5 separate regions of the Mus musculus genome follow, and regions 1, 2, 4 and 5 are each linked to region 3. A link is a loop called in an ENCODE intact Hi-C map of the cell type or tissue named here. Cell type or tissue: heart. All regions are shown on one strand.

Evidence for each region. A loop is a pair of places that touch in the nucleus more often than their neighbours do. Peaks named below come from ENCODE experiments on the same cell type or tissue, not always from the same donor. Only the 100,000 strongest peaks of a DNase experiment are listed, where the experiment ranks them.
Region 1: a loop joins it to region 3, with 5 times the contacts of the local background. A loop is called at or near these places in 16 of 42 quality-filtered maps.
Region 2: a loop joins it to region 3, with 5 times the contacts of the local background. A loop is called at or near these places in 17 of 42 quality-filtered maps.
Region 4: it touches region 3 in a loop (2.4-fold over the local background); 6 of 42 quality-filtered maps call a loop at or near these places.
Region 5: it touches region 3 in a loop (2.2-fold over the local background); 8 of 42 quality-filtered maps call a loop at or near these places.

Annotation. Positions count from the first base shown.
Region 1 is chr7:98,835,937-98,839,936 of GRCm38, reverse strand. It overlaps Wnt11 (wingless-type MMTV integration site family, member 11), which reads right to left and starts at 1,092. Exons shown (of 5, transcript NM_009519.2): 1 at 747-1,092. The coding sequence starts at 829. Gm33770 (a long non-coding RNA gene) reads left to right here and starts at 3,842. Exons shown (of 3, transcript XR_378356.3): 1 at 3,842-4,000. In heart, CTCF peaks have their summits at 896 (motif pointing left), 1,851, 2,841 and 3,057 (motif pointing right); DNase peaks (open chromatin) are centred at 986, 1,866 and 3,186; H3K4me3 peaks cover 4,000 bases; H3K27ac peaks cover 2,706 bases; H3K27me3 peaks cover 684 bases.
Region 2 is chr7:98,961,087-98,965,086 of GRCm38, reverse strand. The region is part of intron 12 of Uvrag (UV radiation resistance associated gene); the gene reads left to right. Among named protein-coding and RNA genes, the nearest start is that of Gm33827, 86 kb to the right of the region's middle. In heart, a CTCF peak has its summit at 2,377 (motif pointing left); a DNase peak (open chromatin) is centred at 2,366; H3K27ac peaks cover 999 bases.
Region 3 is chr7:99,078,049-99,082,048 of GRCm38, reverse strand. All of the region lies in intron 5 of Uvrag (UV radiation resistance associated gene), which reads left to right. Among named protein-coding and RNA genes, the nearest start is that of Uvrag, 61 kb to the left of the region's middle. In heart, a CTCF peak has its summit at 2,314 (motif pointing right); no DNase peak of the experiment used is centred here.
Region 4 is chr7:98,487,787-98,491,786 of GRCm38, reverse strand. It overlaps Lrrc32 (leucine rich repeat containing 32), which reads right to left and starts at 1,796. Exons shown (of 3, transcript NM_001113379.2): 1 at 1,690-1,796. In heart, a CTCF peak has its summit at 1,788 (motif pointing right); DNase peaks (open chromatin) are centred at 1,256, 1,816, 2,436, 3,106 and 2 weaker places; H3K4me3 peaks cover 1,665 bases; H3K27ac peaks cover 1,807 bases; H3K27me3 peaks cover 1,226 bases.
Region 5 is chr7:98,898,262-98,902,261 of GRCm38, reverse strand. All of the region lies in intron 14 of Uvrag (UV radiation resistance associated gene), which reads left to right. It also overlaps Gm8149. Among named protein-coding and RNA genes, the nearest start is that of Gm33827, 24 kb to the right of the region's middle. In heart, a CTCF peak has its summit at 964 (motif pointing left); a DNase peak (open chromatin) is centred at 2,271; H3K27ac peaks cover 907 bases.

The DNA of each region.
Region 1 (4,000 bases), 240 kb after region 3:
TGTAACCCTCATGGGTGACCCAACCAGGCTGCCCTCCTCCGAGCCCCGGAGCCTCCACTCTTACAACCCCTGGAAAGTTATTTACAGCCCGGGCTTATCTCTCCCAGCCCAGGGACAGATCCTTCAGGAAGGGGCTGCCTTTCCCCATATCCCACTCCTTTCACACTGCCTACGGCAGCCACCACAGGAGGAACTAGCACTGCACGAGGAAACCAGGAAAATTGCCCCCAGCGACCATTTATCCTTCCAGGACATCCCTTAGCTTCGGACCTTCAGCAGCTCTTTAGGGAGTCTCCAATCAGATCCCAAGGAGCCGGTACTAACTATCCTTCTGACAGACCGAGTACTCGGAGGCCCCAGAAGGTGACACTTCCCCCAAGGTCCCCAGGTGGAAGGGGTCAAAACTCTCTTAGCAGACCTCCTGGAGGCTGACAGGCCATGATCCCGAACTGGACCCTGTGTCCTGAACTGAGCAGACTCTCTCTGAGTTGTGCCACTTGGAGAGGATGTTTCCCTAGTCCCTCACTGGCCTTTGAGCAACCCTGGCCTGGATGAGAAAATCCGCTCACCCACTTCGCAAGCCCGCGGAGGGTAAGAACAGCATATCACAGAAGAAGTCGCCGAGCTAAGAACGGCTCGCCCACGACGCCCAAGCCAACTTAGCCTCGCAGATTTTGGTGGGCTCACCCAACCTCTCCAGCTTCTCGCCCAATGGCCCATTGGAGTGAAAACGGAGTCCTACTTACAGCCACTTGATGCCATAGCACACGCCGGTGTGGAGCGCCAAGGCAAAGAGCAGAGCCTCGCAGACCTGCGGCCGCGCCCTCATCGTCGCGCGCGCCCGGCGCTCCCGGGGGTCGCACCCTGCAGGAGCCGCACCGAACTCCGCCGCCTGCAGGCCACCGCTGCTGTTCCTGCGCGCACGCCGCCTGCAATCACGGAGAACAGGGCGGCGGGTTAAGGCGGCGCGCGGGCTGGGAGGCGTTTTATTCAAATTACAAAGGAGGGGTCGGGCCGGGGAGGCTGAGCGAGGAAGGAGTCCGCTCTCTCCCCGAACCGCCCGAGACCCGCCGGCGTCAGGCTCGGATTAGGTGAGACCCTAGCGCGGCCGAGGGCGTGTCGCCCAGGGCAGATCAGGGTTGAGCGGCCCAGGAAGGACAGGGTGAAGCAGATAGGAGGTTCTCGGGAGACCCAGCAGAGAGTCTGGAGAGGACCGCAAGGAGGAGACCCCACCACCAGCAGCAGCGCGAAAACCAACTGACGTAGCGACCGCAAGGAGAGGAACTGATCCGGAATATGATTTAGGCTCCTATACTAATCCACGATATCGATTATTAGTTATTGCAGCTTTAATGAGTCTACAGTTTATTCATCTGCGAATGGGGTGATCTGAGCAGAATTCTCCTTTTACAGAGAACAGTCTCCCAGTGTAGCCAGCCATCTTTACTCCTCTCAGACCTGTGATGGGTATTGTCACTCCATCCATCTCAGATGAGGAAACCGAGGCCCAGAGATGTGGAAACATCTGTTCAGTTAGTTGTTAGGCTGTTCAGTTAGTGAGCACCCGTCTGGTGCTGGGCTGTTGAGCTATTTTGTCTACCTGTGCCGGGTAAGCTAAGGGCAGGGAGAACACAGAAGACGGTGCTATTTCTGGGCACCTACTTTCCAGTAAGGGAAGGGGAAACTGCAAAAATGGGGTGGAGGTGGGTGCTCTTTACACACTGAGGCATCTCCAGCGCCTGAAGAGCTACTTCAGACTTGCCACTTCAGTGCCTCGGTCCGGACGAGGCAGCGCCAAAGCTCCCTAGCAGAGCAGGGAAGCTCCAGGCCTGCAAGAGGTTGATTCTGGGACCGCCAGGCGGCGAGCTAGGGCCGCGGAGGAGCCGCCACCCCGCCCGCTTGCAGCCTGCGGAGCTGCTTTCTGAGGCTTGACTCCCTTCTCATCATTCTCACCTCATTAACTCCCTTCCAGGCTTCTCCCAAATTTACCAACACCTGGCATTCGCCCCGAGTCATACACAGCCCCTCTCCTCTCTGGAGCAGCAAGGACAAAGGGATTCCTTCCAAAAGGGTCTACAGAGTCTGAGGAAGGAGGTGCCAGACTTGGGGGGGGGGGGGTCTCTGGAACAGGGAAGAGCGGTTCTCATCTGGCTCTGTGAGTTTGGGCAATTCCTCAACCACCCCAGCCTAAGTTTTCCCTTTTATTAAAAAGCAAAGACCTGGACTCCAGCTTTCTGATCTTCGTCTGATCTTCTCTCTGTATCCGCTATTATTATACATACCTGTGTAGCCTATGCACGCCTGTGTGTTTCAAATGTACAGGCTTGAACACACACACACACACACACACACACACACACACACGTTTGAAACGTCATAGTTTTCTGGGGCCTTCTGGCAGAATCCAGAGGAATTCAAGCAGAAAACCTTGAATTACCCCCCCCCCTTCACAGAGTCCCCCAAGTCTGAAATGCTTGGCACAAACACGACTCCAAGCTGGGGTCTCAACGGGATTTTTGGTGCAGTCCGAATCTTCCTCTTACCTCTTCCGTATCCAGATCTTTCCCTCCCTGTTGGAAGTTTGCACACTTCCCCCAAATCAGAAAAATGTCTGCAGGATCAGATCGCAGAGGAGGGGGGGGGCCTCAAAACACCAGTCATTGTCTCTTTGTTCCCACTTAAAGTGTGGGATCCCCGAAGGCACCCAGAGTTTCTAAGTGGGAAGGGATCGCTAAGTCGCAGAAGGAATCTCAAGGACTTACACCGGGGTATCAATATACGACTCCCAGTGAGAGGAAGGGTGGCCCAAACCGCACAGCAGTCGGTCGGGGACCCAGGCCTCCAGCTATTCCCTGCTCTTCCCAGCAGCTCCAGAGGCCCTAGACTTCTCCTTCCGTCACCCCGGCGCGTTGCTTAAAAGGCACCTTGGTCTCTGGGTACTGATATTATTCTCGTCCTACCTAAGAAGGTCCAGGACAGCCTTGGGAGCCGCTGTGTCACCCTCACCTTGCGCCCAGAGGGTCAGAGCGCATTCGTCGCTCGAAGTCCCCGGTCCGCCAGGGGGAGCTAAGCCTGGGTTCAAAGAAATATCTGCCCCGGCCTCACACAGTGGGACTTCGGGCTCTACTGTTCGCGTCTTGGATGAAGCGCAGAGTGACTTCCCTCTTGGCCTTGGTTATCCCTTAAGACTTGTTTTCGTTATCCCTGAACTAACTACGCAACCTCTTGCTTCAGACTGGGCGCCCAGCCTGCAATGGGAACAGTCTCATAGTGGGCCCGCGGGAAAAAAAAAAAGCAGTGCTTATAGAGAAAGAGAGAGCAAATCTTTCTTCCTCTCCTTGGACACTTAGTCTAAGCTACCCAGCTTGCAGCAGTCTGAAGAATGAGCCTCCCAGAGCTGTGCAAACGTCGGACACTACGGACACTGTGGCCCAGCCACGGGCCGCCAACAGGTGATCTTAAGGCTTGGAGCCTTGGAGAGCTTTAGAAACTTTACTTTAGATAACCTTCCCGCTCAGGCTAACCGGCGAGGATTGGCCGAGCCTCTCCCACCCCCGGTGTGCTATGCTGGCTCCAGCTTTGGTGCTGTGCGCCGGGACAATGTCCGCAATTGACCGACTATAATGACCAAATGGGCTGCTCCAAGAGGCTGGCCGCGCAGCACTCAAAACAAAAAGGGTGCGACAGGGACGCCGAGCGACAGCTTCAAGGTTACCTGCGAGGTTGCGTGAGACCTGACTTTAAGCTCAGCGGAGAGGCTGTCAGGATCTTCTATGTTGTTCCAGGTCACCGCGGAGACGCAGTGTTTGAAAAGTGGATAGGGAGAGTGCGGAACTCCTGCCACCCGCTGGAGCGGAATCCTGTGTTCCCAAAGACTGTAAGGGACACGGAGGCAATTCAGTGCCACGGGTGGAAGGTACCGGGCTGGTGGATGTAAGCCAGATGTTCGGAGCGCTCCAGATGTGTCACAGGGCGGGGGCAGGACTCTCCTCCCTATCCC
Region 2 (4,000 bases), 120 kb after region 3:
TGTAGGAATAGAAACCCTGACTAAGACAAATACAAATATATCTACACAAGTTCTATCATTGAACACTCCTGCTGCTACAAAGCATATACATTGTATAAACAAACACTAAGTGCCTGTATGATAGTGGTATTTAAGCTGATTGCCTTTTGGTCATCTCTGCTCTTCCACAGAGACTTGCTCACAGTGTTGTGGCTGATGTTTGTACTAACCTCTTCAGGATTTCTATTTCTTTGCAACATTGTCTTCTCTACTTTTTAAAAGCTTCCATGAGGCTAGACTCCATGTTTCTTAGGCCTATCTTCTCCTCCCTTTGACTGTGAGCACAGCCTTCATGTGGGTGGCTAGTTTTGCTCATAACTCATGCATTTTCATATGCCTTTTAGCTTCTGGATTGGTTTTAAATTTATAGTAGCGGGTCTCCATATTTTCTTTTGAGCTGAGACTGGTGTTAATAATGCCTAGAATGTTGAGTGCTACTCATATTAATAAGAACCTTTTAAAAAGACTTAGAAAAAGAATTAAGTCTTCCCATGATGCTTGTTAGTAACTCCCATTACTATAAATGATGGCTCCCACGTTCATGATGTGGAGAGTCTAGTGATGAAATATTAGAAGTGTTAACTGTACTTAGTTATAGGACCTCACTGTTGTAAGATGATTAAACACACCAATAAGCGACTGAAGCATTTTATTATTTTAATTTGTAGAAACGTAAGTTTGGTAAGCTAATGAGAAGTGGCAGAACTCTTGGAGTTTGATTGACACCTATATTTAAACTTTTTTAAATGTGTGGATGACACATCAATTCATTCAGGCAACTTCTCTTGCAAAATATTCCACAGGTGGTATATTTATTTTTGAGTGGATACTGCAGGATTTTGTCTAGCCTAACACATTTGGTACTAAAAGAAACCCTTTTAGAAGCCATCTCCTAGTACTGAGCCTGATGAATGATATCCATGTGAAAGATGCAAGAAGTGTTTTCTTATTTTGTGGCTTCTGCATAAACTGTAAAGAGAGAGAAATCCATCCATAAGTTGGTTAAGAAGAACTTGGTAAATAGCCTGTTATTTTTTCTCAGAGATTTGAGGGGGCGTTGGTCCTTTCTGAGAGGACAGAGGCTGCATCTCACCAAGTGCAGGAATCGGGTGCGGCCACATGGGCCAAGATGGCACCCTGGCCCATTGCCAGGCCCCGTGAAACCCACATGTTTACTGCCTTGCCCGAACATGCGCAGTGAAACTGCATGCATAAGCTGCCTTCCAAGTTAGATTGTGCCTTGTGATCCGGATCTGTCAGCCTATCTGTGACCGACCTGAGCTCATGGCCTGGAGCATGTGTGATTCTGATTGGATGAGGTGGTGTGGAGCTAGATGAGGTCAGTTGCCGCTACTGTATAAATACAGCCCTTGCCCTAAGTGAAAGGAGCCCCAAGTAAAGGAAGAAGCTGCGGAAGAAGGACTGCGTGAACCCGTCTTGGTGTCCATGTCGTTCTTGACTCTGCGGGTCGGAGACAGCGGCAACCAAGAGAAACTTTCCATCCCAAATTGTACCTCTTTGTAGACAGCAATGGGAGCGAAAATTATGATCATAAAGAAGAGTCTAAATCATAAGCTGCCCGGGATGTCACTCAGTGGTAGAGCACTTGCAAAGTCAGTGTAAGGTTCCTGTGGGTCCCCACAGTGGGTGCGAGAGCACCAGCCTCTCAGGCACTGACTCCAAAGGGGGCAGTCCTTTCGGAGAACCGAGGGGAAACCTACAGGCCACACTGAGATGAGGCGGGCCCAGCCACCTCTGTAAGATTAGAGCTGGGTCTGTGCCTTCCTATCAGAGCAGTGCTAACGACCCCGACCCTCTGCCTTTCTGCTTGTAGTGGGGAAGAAAGCTGCATCCCCGACTCTGAGTGCTGTGCTGTGGTGGTTTGAATAGGTATGGCCCCATAAACTCATGTGTTTAAATGCTTGTTCATAGGGAGTGGCACTGTTAGGAGGTGTGGCCTGGCTGGAGGAAGTGTGTCACTGTGGGAGCAGGGTTAGAAAGTCTCCTATTACTCAAACTACTGGCAGTGTGGCACATAGTCTCCTTCTGCTGCCTGCAGCTCAACTATCAGCTCCTTCAGGACGATGTCTGCCAGCACGCTGCCATGCTTCCCACCATGATAATAATGGACTGAACCTCTGGAACAGAGCCAGCTGCAATGAAATTTTTTTCTTTCTAACAGTTGCTCTGGCCATGGTATCTTCACAGCAGTGAAATCCTAACACGCACTGTATATCAATCACTGCAAAATACCAGGATGGTTCTCAACTGGGAGGTTCCTCACCCAGGGAGCAGCATGCTTCTAACCGAGGGCAAGGGTGCACACTGGCGCCATCTAGAGGACAGAGACCAGGCTTGCTGCCGCTATTCTAAGGACCAGGGCAGGCTCTCTGCTGTCCACAAACCACCAATTATCTGCTCCTGAGTGTCAGTGGTGTCGTGAGAAACGTTGTCGGGGAGTCAGGAGAGAGAGAGAGAGAGAGAGAGAGAGAGAGAGAGGGAGAGGGAGAGGGAGAGGGAGAGGGAGAGGGAGAGGGAGAGAGAGAGAGAGAGAGAGAGAGAGCATGCAATGGGTCAGATCAAAGAGAAAACCAAGACCAAGGTCTGTGGGACAAGAGCTGCAAAGCCGGAGAATCCATGCACTAAAGAAACAAAGATAATCGAAAGGATATGGAGGATTCTCAGAAGGAGGAGATAGCATCCATAAAACTCAGATCAAAGGTTATGAGCAAATGGAGAGCTGTGGGTGGATGACTCAAAAAGGCGGCCCTAGAAAGGAGCAATTACTGTAAAACTCAAGCAAGCTAATGGGCGGGCCAAATAGCCGCACCCACTCGTGTGCTGTGAGCCACTATGATTTGTTAATGCCGTTTCTAATATCGTCCTCTAAAACTGCTTAAATTTGAAGTCGTCCACTGCGGGGTGCTGAGCATCTATTTTCCTAATACATTATCGATGTGACCTGCCAGCAACCAAGAGCAGCTGTGGCCTGTGAGGCTGGGGTGTGTGATTAGCAAAGCCAGAGCTGCAGCAAGGGAGGTTTAGTGAACTGCAGGTCACAGCACAAGTGCTGAAGCGGAGGTAGAGGTATCGGAGAGAAAGACCGTAGCCGACGGCAGGCAAGATAAATGGCTGGGTGTGGCGGCACATGCCTGTAATCCCACCACTCTGGAGGCAGAGGCAGGAGGATTACCACAAGTTGTAGGTCAGGTTGGTCTTCATAGAAAACTCCAGGCTAGCTAGGAACAGAACAATAATGATATATGCATTAGTACAGCCCTAGGAAGTCTGGCCAGCAGTTACATCAAAGTGTATCAGGAATATGGTGCTCAAAACTAGCAGGGCATCTACATGTAATCTGAAATGTATAGGAGAGAACTCTGCTTTCTGTGTATGAGTTAATGAATGAAAATGTCAGCACTGAGCCGGGCGTGGTGGCGCACGCCTTTAATCCTAGCACTTGGGAGGCAGAGGCAGGTGGATTTCTGAGTTCGAGGCCAGCCTGGTCTACAGAGTGAGTTCCAGGACAGCCAGAGCTATACAGAGAAACCCTGTCTCAAAAAAACAAAAAAAGAAAAGAAAATGTCAGCACTGAAGTAGGAAAGGGGGGAGAGGGAGGACAAACAGTAAAGGCCATGAAGGCTCAGTCAGAAGGTACTAAGTTAATCAGATTTTAGTAGCGACAGAATCAATATGAATGTGTAGTATAAAGGGTTTGTTATAGAAACAGCCTTGTGCAGTAGTGGGAAGAGCCGGAGGAGTAGAACGTCAAAAGGGGGAGTCCGAAGACCAGAGAAACGCCCCTAACCAGCCATGATGAAAATCTGGTGCAGGTGGTCAGTTCAGGACAGGATTTGGAAAGTGAGGTACATCTGTCCAGCTGCTGAGTGGATCCCCAAATTATAGGTGGAGACCACAGAAATCTGCTGCCGTCACATCTGCTAATGGGGCAGGAGCTGCT
Region 3 (4,000 bases):
TCAGTCCTTGAAGTGGTGCTGCCCACAATGGGCAGTGGATATTTTCATCCTCAGCTAAGTCTCTGGAAACACTGTCGCAGGCAAGTCCAGTCCAGTGACAGTGATTGATCCCACAGTGAGTTTATGTGTTATAAGAGATCAAATCAGGTGGTGGCAGTGCACTTGAGAGGCAGAGGCAGGAGCATCTCTGAGTTTGAGGCCAGCCTTGTCTAGGGCAAGTTCCAGGATAGCTAGGGTTGCACAAAGAAACAACAACAACAACAACAACAACAAAACAAATAAACAAAATCAAAGTAGACTATTGTTACTCAGAATGTGCTCTTCCCACTCTGACCAGTCTGCCTTCAGTTTGTGGGTGTGCTGAGGAGAAACTTTTACAAAATTTTATAAAATTTTTTATTATCATTGTGACATTTTTAAGGGATGCTCTTTGAAAGTATCAGATCTCAGTGGCTGGAATGAAGAACTTCAGCAATGGCTGCTTCCCCAGAGGGGTTGAAATGTCACAGAAGTGATGTGTGGTGTCGATTGAGATTGTCTGTTTGACAGGAGGTTACAGATATTAAACAGCTGTAGGATTTAGTAGAAAAACTTGAATTCTAGTCAGCCATGGTGGCAAATAGAGGCAAGGAGATTAAGAAGGAGTTCAAAGTTAGCCTCTGCTACATAGAAAGTTTGAGGCCAGCCTGAGCTACATGACACTCTCTATCTAAAAACAAAAAATAAAGCACACCTATGTGTACATGTTCAGAATTAAAGAATTCCTGGTAATTGCTAGAGGTTTCTGATTAGCGAAGGGAAATAGAGGGCTGGAAAGACTTAAGGAAAAAAAAACGCTTTGTCCACATGGTTTCACATGGTAGTGTTAAATGTGATGGAGTGAGACGGCAGCAGTGTGTCCACATTTGTGGCCCAGGTAGTTGTGAGTGACGGTGAGACGTTTAATCTTGAAGGTTACAGGGCTTTGAGAACGGCACATTTCTAAGAACATGAATTCTGGACCAGAGTTTCTAGAGTCCTGGTGCAGCCTTTGCTGTCTGCCACAGCATTGTCCACTCTACCTTCCAGTGTGGTGTGCACAACTCACTGTGTGTGTGCGTAGGGGGAAGTCTTTGAAAAGCACACACCAGGACTCGTGATCCAGTGTTCAGTCCCTTGCTTAATCGTCTGCTGGCATCATTGAGGACTCCTTTATTCTAATTAACTTGGTGTAATAAAATTTCATATTAATTTTATGTAATACAGTTTCATTGACTTGGCAAGTGTGTCTTTGAGTGACTTAAATCTTTATCTACTCTCCCCTTCATCTCTGTTCACTACCCCAGCATTGAGCACCTACTGCATACCTATTAAACTAAGAATGGTGAGACTAAAGAATGTAAAATACAGAAGAACAGTCATTTTGTCTGTGTGTGTGTGTGTTAAAGAGGAAAGGCAGTATGTATGTATTCCAGACCACGGTCTTCACTGAGTTGATTAAAAGGTTATCTTGGATGGTGAGTTGCATGGGTTCTGCAGTGATGTAGGTGAACTTTGAACAAACGTTGGAGACCCCAGAGACACTGGTAGCTTGAGGGCTGTGCCTGGGGGAATGGCTGCTGGATGGGATCAGGAGGTTGGGAGATAAAATCGGCTTTGCAGTCTGCTTACAGCCTTTCAGGACTTTTCCTGTAACGTGTGCAGGTCGGCTCCCTGGCCTGGGTTTCTTTTTGGCAACCGCTCTTCTGGGAGGCTGCTGGCTGCCATCTTGGGTAACTGGGAAGTCAATAAGAAACACCAGCTTCAGAGTCAGGCTGCTCTGGATTTCACCTTGAGTTGACTGCTGCTTACTGAGGGGGCCCTGGGAAAACTGGCTCTGTTTCTCATGCGTAAGTGCAGGAAACCAACTGTACCTCAGCCCTCAGCTGGCTGGGGTTAAATTAAACATGAGAGTTGTGTATATGAGGAGGCTGGCATGTATGCAGAGTTCAGCAACCAATGGGAATGATGCTCACTAGGTAGGATCTGAACCCCACAGAGAGTGTGCACACCTCGAGTGCTCACCACTGTACTGGCACGGTGCTCCCAGCCCAGGCCTGCCATGCTTGGGCAGAGAATGCTGGTGTAGCAGCTTTGTTTAGGACTATCATAGCTTGGGAATTAAAATTTTGAGAGGGAGGTATCTCCTTCAGTCTAACTCTCCTGTCTTAACCTTGTGGTATTTAGTTTTATACAACTTACCCTGGTGGGACACTTAAATTATCTGACAGATTGTAAAAAATTTAGACTGCAGAATTTTCTTTTCATGCCAAAAACTGCAAAAGCAATGTCCAGAGGGATCCAGTAGGTGGCGCTGCTTTCTCACTTTAGTGAAAAGAAAATTGGACCAGGAATGGAATTCAAGTCAAAATGTTCAACATTTTTCAAATGAAAGAAACAGATTGAAATCACAACTTGCTGAGTTTCACACATGTAATCACGTAAATGGTCATCTCGAGTAGATGGTGAGGCTGACAATGGCTGAGGGACAGAGGGACGAGAGCAAGCTTCCCATCTGTTTTGAGTCCTGGTCCTACACCTTTGAAATGTAGGTGCTCTGACTTACAGCCCAGCTTTGGACAATGCTTATTAACCAATCACTTAGCCTCTTAGTGTTAGCTGCCGCATCTTGAAAGTCAAGAAATTCTAGTTTGCTCCAGGGAGCCAGGCATGGCTGCATGCACCTGTGGTCTCAGAAGTTGAGAGGCCAAGGCAGGAGGTACTCAAACTCAAAGCCAACATGGGCTTCATCATAAGATCTTGCCTTAAAAAAAGAAAAAAAGGAAAAAAAAAGCATGAACTATTGGAATTTTCTAGCCCAGTGCCTCCATTTCATAAATAAAGAAACGGAGGCTCAGGAGCCTTCTGGCCTCTCAGGCTTGCATGTAAGTTAGTGCCATGCTGTAGATGATAGCTGAGCACAGCTGTAATTACATATGATCAGCACAGCTGTAGATAGTGTACTAGAACCACTGTATACGTCAGCCTGTAAGGACTTCTCTGAGTAATCTCAGCCCATCTTTACAGCAGTCACAGAGAAGGCAGGGCAGGGCAGGTCTGCTTCGGGCTATGTGCATTTGAAACACAGAGGTCAGCTGACTTTCTATACCTGTGACTCACCCATCTCTATGCAGGATTGACGCTTGTGTTCTTCACTTTAGAAGCCTCTGGACAGACAGACAGACCACCGTGGGCAACCGGGCCAGCTTGTTATAATCTTTTGGAGGGTCTGTCCCCCTTTTTAGGGTACACAACAATCCTAATGCCTGTCTCTGATGCCAGGGTCAGGCGCCTGCGCCTGCCAGGGATGCAGTAGGGAGCCGCCATGGGAAGGAAGAGCGGGCTGTGTGCTAGGATGAGGGCATGGTGGACATGGGAATCAGAGCGCGGCTCTACCTCCCTTTAGACTCCTTTCTTCATTCTGCTCTGTAACCTGGGGAAAGGTAGCGGCTATCCTTTTTACCTTTCCATTTCTTTTGGGGATTTCTAAAGTGCTGTATTTCCTTAGCTGTGAGGGGTGCTGGTGGTATCTTCTTTGCCTTACAGTCACTGAAGTAGACAGGGGTGGGGTGAGGTGTGAGGGGTGGCGCAGAACCTGGAAAAGTGAAGAGGTTTTATTTAATTGCCCTTCTAAGACTGACTGAGAGGTTGGACAGTGGCTGTTCGCTCTTGGTCATCCTGCACTGGGTCTAGCTTGATGGCAGAGAGCATCCTGCCCTGTAGTACACAGCAGAGCACTTAGAAGTTAGGATTTTTTAAGTTCAGCCTGTCTTTGATTGACACCGAGCTGGGCAGTAGATCATTTCTGCTCAGACTTTTAAACAGTTGGAAAACCTTTTCTTTTTTGTGAATATAAATGTTTTACCTGTATGTATGTAAGTGTACCACTTGGAATTTGAGTTATAGATGGTTATGAGCTACTGTGTGGGGGCTGGGAATTGAACCTGGTCTTCTGAAAGAGCAGTAAGATGCTCTCAGCTGC
Region 4 (4,000 bases), 590 kb after region 3:
GGTGGTGGGTGTGTGTGGGGGGGAGGGGGATGGGGGATGGGGAAGGACTCTGCTTGGCTGCTCCCTCCTGGTCCAGAATGTTCCTGCTCAGGCTCCTGGGTGTTCTATCCCCCCTCCCGCTCTCATTTCTCATTTGCTTCATTCCTTAAGTATATGCTCACTAAATTTCTCCCAGGGAACAAGTGGCTGAATGATGTCACAAATTCAGCTGCAATAAGGACAAGTTAGGACCTGGGGTTAAGGTAGGGATGCCCAAAGGGACCCTGTCTCTCCTTCCTCTGCACATCCAGAAGAGACAGTCCCCACAGAATTATGGTGGAAAGAAGCACCCTGCTGTGCCCCATCTGCAGCAGTGAGAACTCAGCCCCCCAGGGACAACCAGAGGCATTCAAACCCAGGGCTCACTGTCAAGCCCCACCACTGGCTAGTGTGGTCCTCAGGGCAAATTCTTTATCTCTCCTTGCCTAGGTGATTCATCTGCAGGACACACCAGTTCCCATTCCAACACTGGCTATCCTTGCTTAGCATGGATCAGGTGGAGCATGACCAGGAAAGTACTGGGACCCTTCCATGTCCTTCCCTGATGGTTCAGATACCAACGATGCTGAGGATAGAGGTCCTGGCTCTGCAGGCAGGTAGCTGGATTCTGATTGGAGAGGTGTCAAAGAATATCTCTGTATGTGCTTGTATGTGTGTGTGCACATGCACGCGTGCTCGCGCGTGCATGACAGAGGGGGACAGACAGATAGTGGAGTCAAACCTATAATAAAAATAAGACTGCCCCTACTATGCAAGGAGGTTACAATTTTTCTAAGCCCTAGGTTGACTGCAGGTCTTTTAACTCTCACAACCACCAAGTGAGGTGATTACTATAATTCCCATTTACAGACTGGAGGACCGAGGCTTGGGAAGGCAAAGTGCCTGATCCTTAGCCCCTAGGTGTGCTGCAACTGGGACTCAGCCAGATCTATAGTCCCTTAGTGCTGGGTGGTCTCCACTAGTGCAGACCCCACGGGCACCCTGTGGATCTCTCTCCCAGACCACGAGATTCAGAGAAATGACTTACCCTAAGGCACTTGTACAGTAAATCGAAGAGTCGGTATCAGAATCCAGCCCCTGTGCCTCCAAAGCAACTGCCAAGACTTCCTTCCTAAGTTACTCAGGAGCCTACAGCCCCAGGCCCAGGAGTATACTGAGCGGTAGGGCTCTCAGTCTGTTATGACTACTGTCAAAGGGGGCCTGGGAGAGCAGCTTCAAGGCTCACAGTGCAGTGAATCACTCACTAGGGGCAGCCCGTTCTAGAGACATCCTACATCTCAGGGGAATCAGACCTTAACCCAAAGGAATGTGCTTGTGATGTGAAATGTCAGGGTGGAGGTGGGGTAGGGGGGTCCCTCCTATCTATCACACATAAAGAAGTCTCCCCAAAGAGTTCTGGGTATCCCCTCCAGATAATAGTGGTAGTGTGGAAAGCCCATGTCTGCCTGGGGCAGACCTGAATTCAAATCCTAATCTGCTTGCTTGGCTGTGTGCTCCTAGGCACACCCAGAGCTTCCTGCCTCGATTTTCCCAGCTGTCAAATGGGAACGCCTATCTGAGCCCTTCCTTAGGTAGATCTGCTAACACCCGGGTGCCGAGGGAGGGTCCGGCCCTAGCTCTCTAGGCACCGCCGCCGACCGCCGCCCCTACCTGGCTCAGCGCCGCCGCCGCCGCCTGACTCCTCCGCGCATCGTTCGCGCAACCCCGGGGGTCTGGCCCGCCGAGGCCGGACCGCTGCAGCGCCGCTCCAGCCGGCCGGGAGGGGGCGGCGCCCGCCTTTTAAATAGCACCGGCCGCCCGGCCACGCCCCCTGGGACTCTGAGCCGCGGGGTCCTAACACCGCCCTGCCAGCCGTGCGGACCTAGGAACCGAGCATCGCCTCTGCTCTGGAATCGCCCGGACCCAGCTAGGGCGGCGCTTGAAACCGAAAAACGACTGGAGGGAGAAGGATCACAAAAGAAGCTAGGCCGAGGCAGCCGCACGTGCAGCCGTGGGCCCGCGAGGTCTTGGGTGCAGGGAGCCGCAGGTCCGCGGAGGAAATCCTGGCGCCACCGCACCAAGGCAGGGGGCCACCCAGAGGTGACTGGCAACCACCGGCACGGAAGGAAGTGACCCTTCTTTGGCCCTGGGATGGCCCTGAGGGGGTCCCATCCACCCCCCCCCCCCCCCAGCTATCCTGCCTTTAAGTCATCTCCAAGCCTGTCAGTGTCCCCTGCTTACTGATAGAGAAGCTGAGGCTAGGAGTGGGATGAGGGAAAAGCCAGCTGGTTGAGACTTGTCAGGTCCCCACGGACATTTGGGGGACCTGAGGCTCTGATAGGTTAAACTGCATAATGACAGTCTCATAACTTACCCAAAGCCGCTGCCTTTACAAGGTACTTAGCCTCCTCAGACACTGGCACCGTGCCCTGCTGGGTCTAGACTGAAAGATGGGTGAAGAGTGTTGCTGCCGTCCTCCAGTCTCTAGTTCTGTATTCATAATGTTCTCCCTGGTGGTCACAGCGCCTAGAGGAGGGCCATCCACCCTATCTTAACAGCACCAAGCGGGGTGAGCCAGAGTAGGGCTGGGCTCTGAGCTGGGCCTTTCCTCCCATCTAGTCCACAGTGGTTGGATGGACCCATGCGGTGCGAACAACCCAGAGAGGACAGTCCCTGACAACTCCAGTCTAGAGCCCTGACCTAACCTAAGGTCAGGGAAAGGTTCACCAAGGAGGCATCCTCTGATGCTATAAGGAGTCAGAGCAGCAGAGTAGCCCAGCTTCCTGCCCCCACCCACCCTCGGGAGCTCTCAGGGTTGTGGCTCTCCCACCTCAGCCCTTGTGTGTACTATCTAGTCAGACTGAACTTCAGTTCCCCTCTCTGCCAAGTGTAGAATGGCAAGAGCCGCTCTTTTGGATGAAGTCGATGTAGGCCTGGGCCTGCACCCGATGGGTGTTAGAGACCGTTCCTCATCTGCTGCTTTAGGAGGACACCTTTTCCAGGTTGGAGTCCATGGGGTCATGTATCAATCGAGGAAGGGGCTTTGTGACTACTCTGTAGCGAGGGCAGAGCATGAACAAAGACTCAGGTAGGCTGGGGCTCTCCCTACCTGCTTCCCCATGATGGCCTGATGCTCTCTCACACCGTCAGAGTTGCCCTAGAACTTGGCTCAAGGTGGGGGCAGGGCAGGGCTGGTGCCATCACTACAGGATGAGCGGCCTGCTTCCCTTGTGCCCCCAGGGGCTGCGGTTGTGGTTAGGAAGCACATGGGGTTCTGTGCCCGGATGGGGCTCCCCAAGAGATAGGAGATAGAGGGGCAACCAAGCATGTCCTCCCCCAACTACAGAGGTCTCTTGGGACTGAGGACCAGGCGGAACTCTTTAGCCCCCACCCCCTACATCTCTGCTCTTGAACTGTCATGCTGTGTGACTTGGGGAAGGTTGCTTGACTTTTCTGACCTCCACTTGTTTCTGTAGAGCGAGACAAATGGTAAATCTACAGTTCCTCTGGCTGGGGAGACCACATAAGACAGACTGGGTTGAGAACCCAGTGAGGAGCCTGTCTCTCTTCCGCAGGCCCTGGGAAGCTGGGAAATAAAATTGTCCAGCATCCTCTCTTGTGGGCAGATGTGAGGCTGAGGAAGTAGAGCAAGGAGGGTGGCTGATCCAGAAGTGTAAAAGTACCCTCACCCCCTCCAGGAGGCAGAGCTCGAGTCTGCAGGGAGTGATGGATGTCAGAATCCAAGCAGGGTCTCATTTACAAGGCAGCCACGGACAGCACATTTTTCTAGGACCCACGGAGGGCATCTTTCCATCAGTTTCCTGCCACTGATGCTTCCATCTGCCAGAAACTGGATGTCTTCAACACAGTCCTCAGGTGACAGGTCAGACAGGGGACACAACTTTTCCTGGGTCCTTACTGGTTCCACCCTGACAGAGTGGCTCTCAGACACTCAGTCTTTCTCAAGACTCCCTGGGGGAAT
Region 5 (4,000 bases), 180 kb after region 3:
CATATTGGTAGCTTCTACATTCTTATTATTAAAAATCCATTTACTTAAAAACCTTTCTGTATGTGTCCTGAGAGAGCCGAGGGCTCGATCGTGGTTCACAGCTCAAAACTGAGGCTTACGGTTGACTTGACCAAATCACATGACAGCCACAGAGGACAGTTCTTGTCACATGCGTGCTAATGTCTCCTCTGTGCCTTCCCTGCCTCTACATCCCTCTGATACTGGGCACCATTGTCCTGACACCTGTTACCTTCCTGAGGGCACCCCCAAAGTCAAATCCAGAGTCTTGTAGAATGATACATGGCAAGGCTGGCAGTGTTCTGAGGGAAGCTTACCCAGGTACCTCATAAGCTTTGTAAAACCCATGAGAACTGGAATGCTGGAATCCGGCCTCTGTTCAGTCCCTGCTCTGTAGCTAAGAAGCAGGAAGAGAACCCAGGGTGCAGAGCGTACTCGCCTGCAGTCTTTGTCTTCCGTGAACACTTGACAAAAACATGATTTCAAAGCCCTCTGTTGTGCTTTATAAAGGAAATTTTTATTCTAAATTTTACTTTTTCTGCCCAATTTAAAGCATAAATTCACCATTACCTTCATGCAAGAGAATGTGATACAGCAGAGAAAGAACCCAGCTTGGGGGTCAAAAGGCATGGATGTCAGTTTCTGCTGTATCACTTAAATTTCATAAATTATTTTTTAAATATCAAGTTATTTTTATTGATATTAATAGAACCAGTCCTGTTTCCCAAGCATAGATATGTAGAACAAATGAGATATATCTGCCAAAGGGGTTATAAACCAAAAAGAACTATATAAAACCATAAATTGGGCTAGAGAGATGGCTCAGGAGTGAAGAGGGTTTGCCACTCTTCCAAAAGTCCCAAGCAAAGCTGCCAGCACCTAAACTGGGCAACTCACAGGTGTCAGTTAACTCCAGCCAACTCCAGGGGGGGTCCGATGCCCTCTTCTGGCCTCTGTAGGTACTGCACTCACTTATGCACATATACACAGAATTAAATCTTAAAAAACAATGGAGTAAAAAAAAATTTTTTTAAACCCAATGGAGTAAATTTTCATGCATTTAACAACTCAAGTTTCTCCTATGCATCTTGTGCAGTGCAAGAGATGAAGGAGATTTTAAAAACAAAGTTCATGCTGTCTGGGCCTAGTTCACATTGGTTTAGCTTCTAGTCTGAAGTAGCTGTGACAGATTGAATGTTTTGAAGGGCATGCCTTGCAGGACATTCTCACACAGTAATCTCTCACAGTAGCTGTGACTCGGTAGGTAAGGGGCTCTTCTCTTCACTGGCAGACTCTCCAGACCCTTGCTGCACATGCTCTGCATCCTCCCTGCTCCTCATCTTCCCTGCTCCTCATCCTCCCTGCTCCTCATCCTCCCTGCTCCTCATCCTCCCTGCTCCTCATCCTCCCTGCTCCCACATGCTACAGTCTTCTTTTCCTTTACAAAGAAAGAGAATCGAGCTCAACAGCTTTAAGTAGAAATAGTAGGAAAAGGTCCTTACCCAAGAACTCTGGAACTTAGGGTGGGCATTTGTTTGTTGTTTGATACAGGTCTGGTGTAGCCAAAGCCGGCCTTAAACTCTTGGCCCCCCGCCTCCCACTCAAGGGCTGGGATGACAGGTTGGCACACATAGGCTCAGCTGTTTCAGTAAACGTCTGTCTACAGTAAGCAACAGTGCATTCAAAATCACCACTACGCAACAGCAGTCAGAGCTTGGAAGTCCTCCCATCTTACAGACATCTTCCCTCATCCTTTCCCTTAGTCATGCCTGTGCCAGATTCAGAGCAGGGGCTCTGGCAGGTGACCTCCAAGGGACTTAAAACCACAGCTAGCTGATGATAGTCTTTAAATTTAGATCAAGTGACATTGTCTTTGAAGTCTCAAGAGTACTACTTAAGTGTCACACGGCCTGCTTTTGAGAGTATGGCTCTTGGGCTGGCATCCTAATACAAAGGGTGGAGCCCTGTGGAAAGGTAATGAGAGAGGAAGTTTTACTGGAGTTCTTTACTCTTGAGATAGCCTTGATGGGCCATCTCCCTACCCCTGGACTGGAACACACAAGGCATATGGGCATCTGTGGGACTTTAAAAGACCTTGGGGGGGGGGGTTGGGGAGACAGGCTCCTTCCATAACTCATTCCAGAGTTTAAACACCCTCACTTCAGGAAATTCTTCCCTATATTTAACTCACAGCCCCCCTCCTGCGGTTAACACCCATTTCCGCTTTCTTCTGTCTTCAGTCAGGATGGAGAACAGCTGTCCAGCATCCTCTGTGCGCAGACCTCTGCCAGTGACAGTTTTTTGTTCACTGGGGCTGCCTTCTCCTCCGCCTGCAAGTCTGATCCAGATTGAAGATGTTTGCTTTGCATGTTTATGTCTAATTTCTGTTTGCTCCTCCTGATTATAAAGTAATATCTACTCAATAAAATGTAGACGGTATGAAAAGTAGCCACCAAATACTGAGATGGGAACACTGTCAGGACAGCCAGTTGTCAAGGCCCCTGTGTCTGTGTCAGGCCTGAGTAACCAGCATGAGCAGCAAAGGCAAGCAGCAGTTTTCTGGCAGCTGCATTTTATCAGGCGAAAGGAAACAGGTAAGTTCATTTTTAATAACATATTTGATTTAACTCAAGTAAGATGCAAATTATCTAGCTAAGATAATACCAACATATACTCACTACTTTAAAATTATTTTTTTAAGATTTCTTTATTTACATGGCTGTATGCATACTTATGTGCACCACATGTCCTGGTTCCTGCAGAGAGGCCAGAAGAGGGCAATGGGTCCCCTGCAACTGGAGTTGAGGTGTTCTAAGCGGCCATGTAAATACTAGGAACCAAACCCAGTCCTCTGAAAGGGCAACAAGTGCTCTTAACCACTGAGTCTTTGCTCTAGACCCTTACAATGACTAATACAATATTTTAGCTTCCTTTACATCTAGCATGTCTTAGGATTGCCATATCTCAAATCGGAACAGCCGTATTGAAAGCCCCAGGTACACGGTACTGTATGCACCGTGAGCTCCATACAGAGATAAATCGCAAAGTGGAAAGTTGAAGCTCAAGCAGAATGCCAGGGACCCCACGTACGCTTTGCTTTATATATAAGGCCTGGATACACACAGGTTGCATGTTATTCAGTCTTAAACGCCCTTCCTTCTCTAGCTTTCTGTCCTCCAGAGAGAGAGAGAGAGGGAGGGAGAGGGAGAGGGAGAGAGAGAGAGAGAGAGAGAGAGAGAGAGAGAGAGAGAGAGAGAGAATGAATATCTCCATGCTCTCACTCACATGTTCTCCTTCCCTCCCTTCTTTCCCTGATTAACGTCCTCCACGGTGCCCATTAGATAGAGCCTCTTCTGCAGAGCGTCCAGCTAGCTCCCTTCTCACTGTAAGGTGCATAGCACACACTGAGGTGTTATGGCTACAGGAAACCTGGTAATGATAGGGACCTTCTTTATGCATCTCTTTATTCCAGAGCCTCACAGGCTAAGTAGCAGATACAGGTTCCAAGATGTGCACCAGTGCAAAGCTGGGTGACAGAAGTCCTGCAGTCGGGGTGTGGCCAAGAGATTGCTCAGATGGGCATGGTCAGAGGAGCTTCCGAGAAAGAAGTGGCACTTGGGTCCGGTTTTTGAGGGTAGTTATGTTTAACTGAATGGGAAGAGAATTCACAGAAAAGTCACTTGAAAGGTCACTATTTTTCAGGTGGCCTCTATCACATGCTAACAAGGACTAGCAGATAGCTGACTCCAGGGTTCATAATTACAGTAGATTTCAAGAAGGCTTACTGATAAGCTCTTTGCTAACCCAACCCCAAAATGACCACTGATCATTAATCCCTGGGTTTAAGCTCAGCTTAGAATACAGCTCCTAGCTTGTGAGCTTGTGGGTTTCTGCTGAGAGCCTTCTCTGTGCTGCTGTACAGCAGCTCTCCAGTGAGAGAGTACCTGAGGTATGTATCCGTGCAGCCAACCAGAGGTTACCA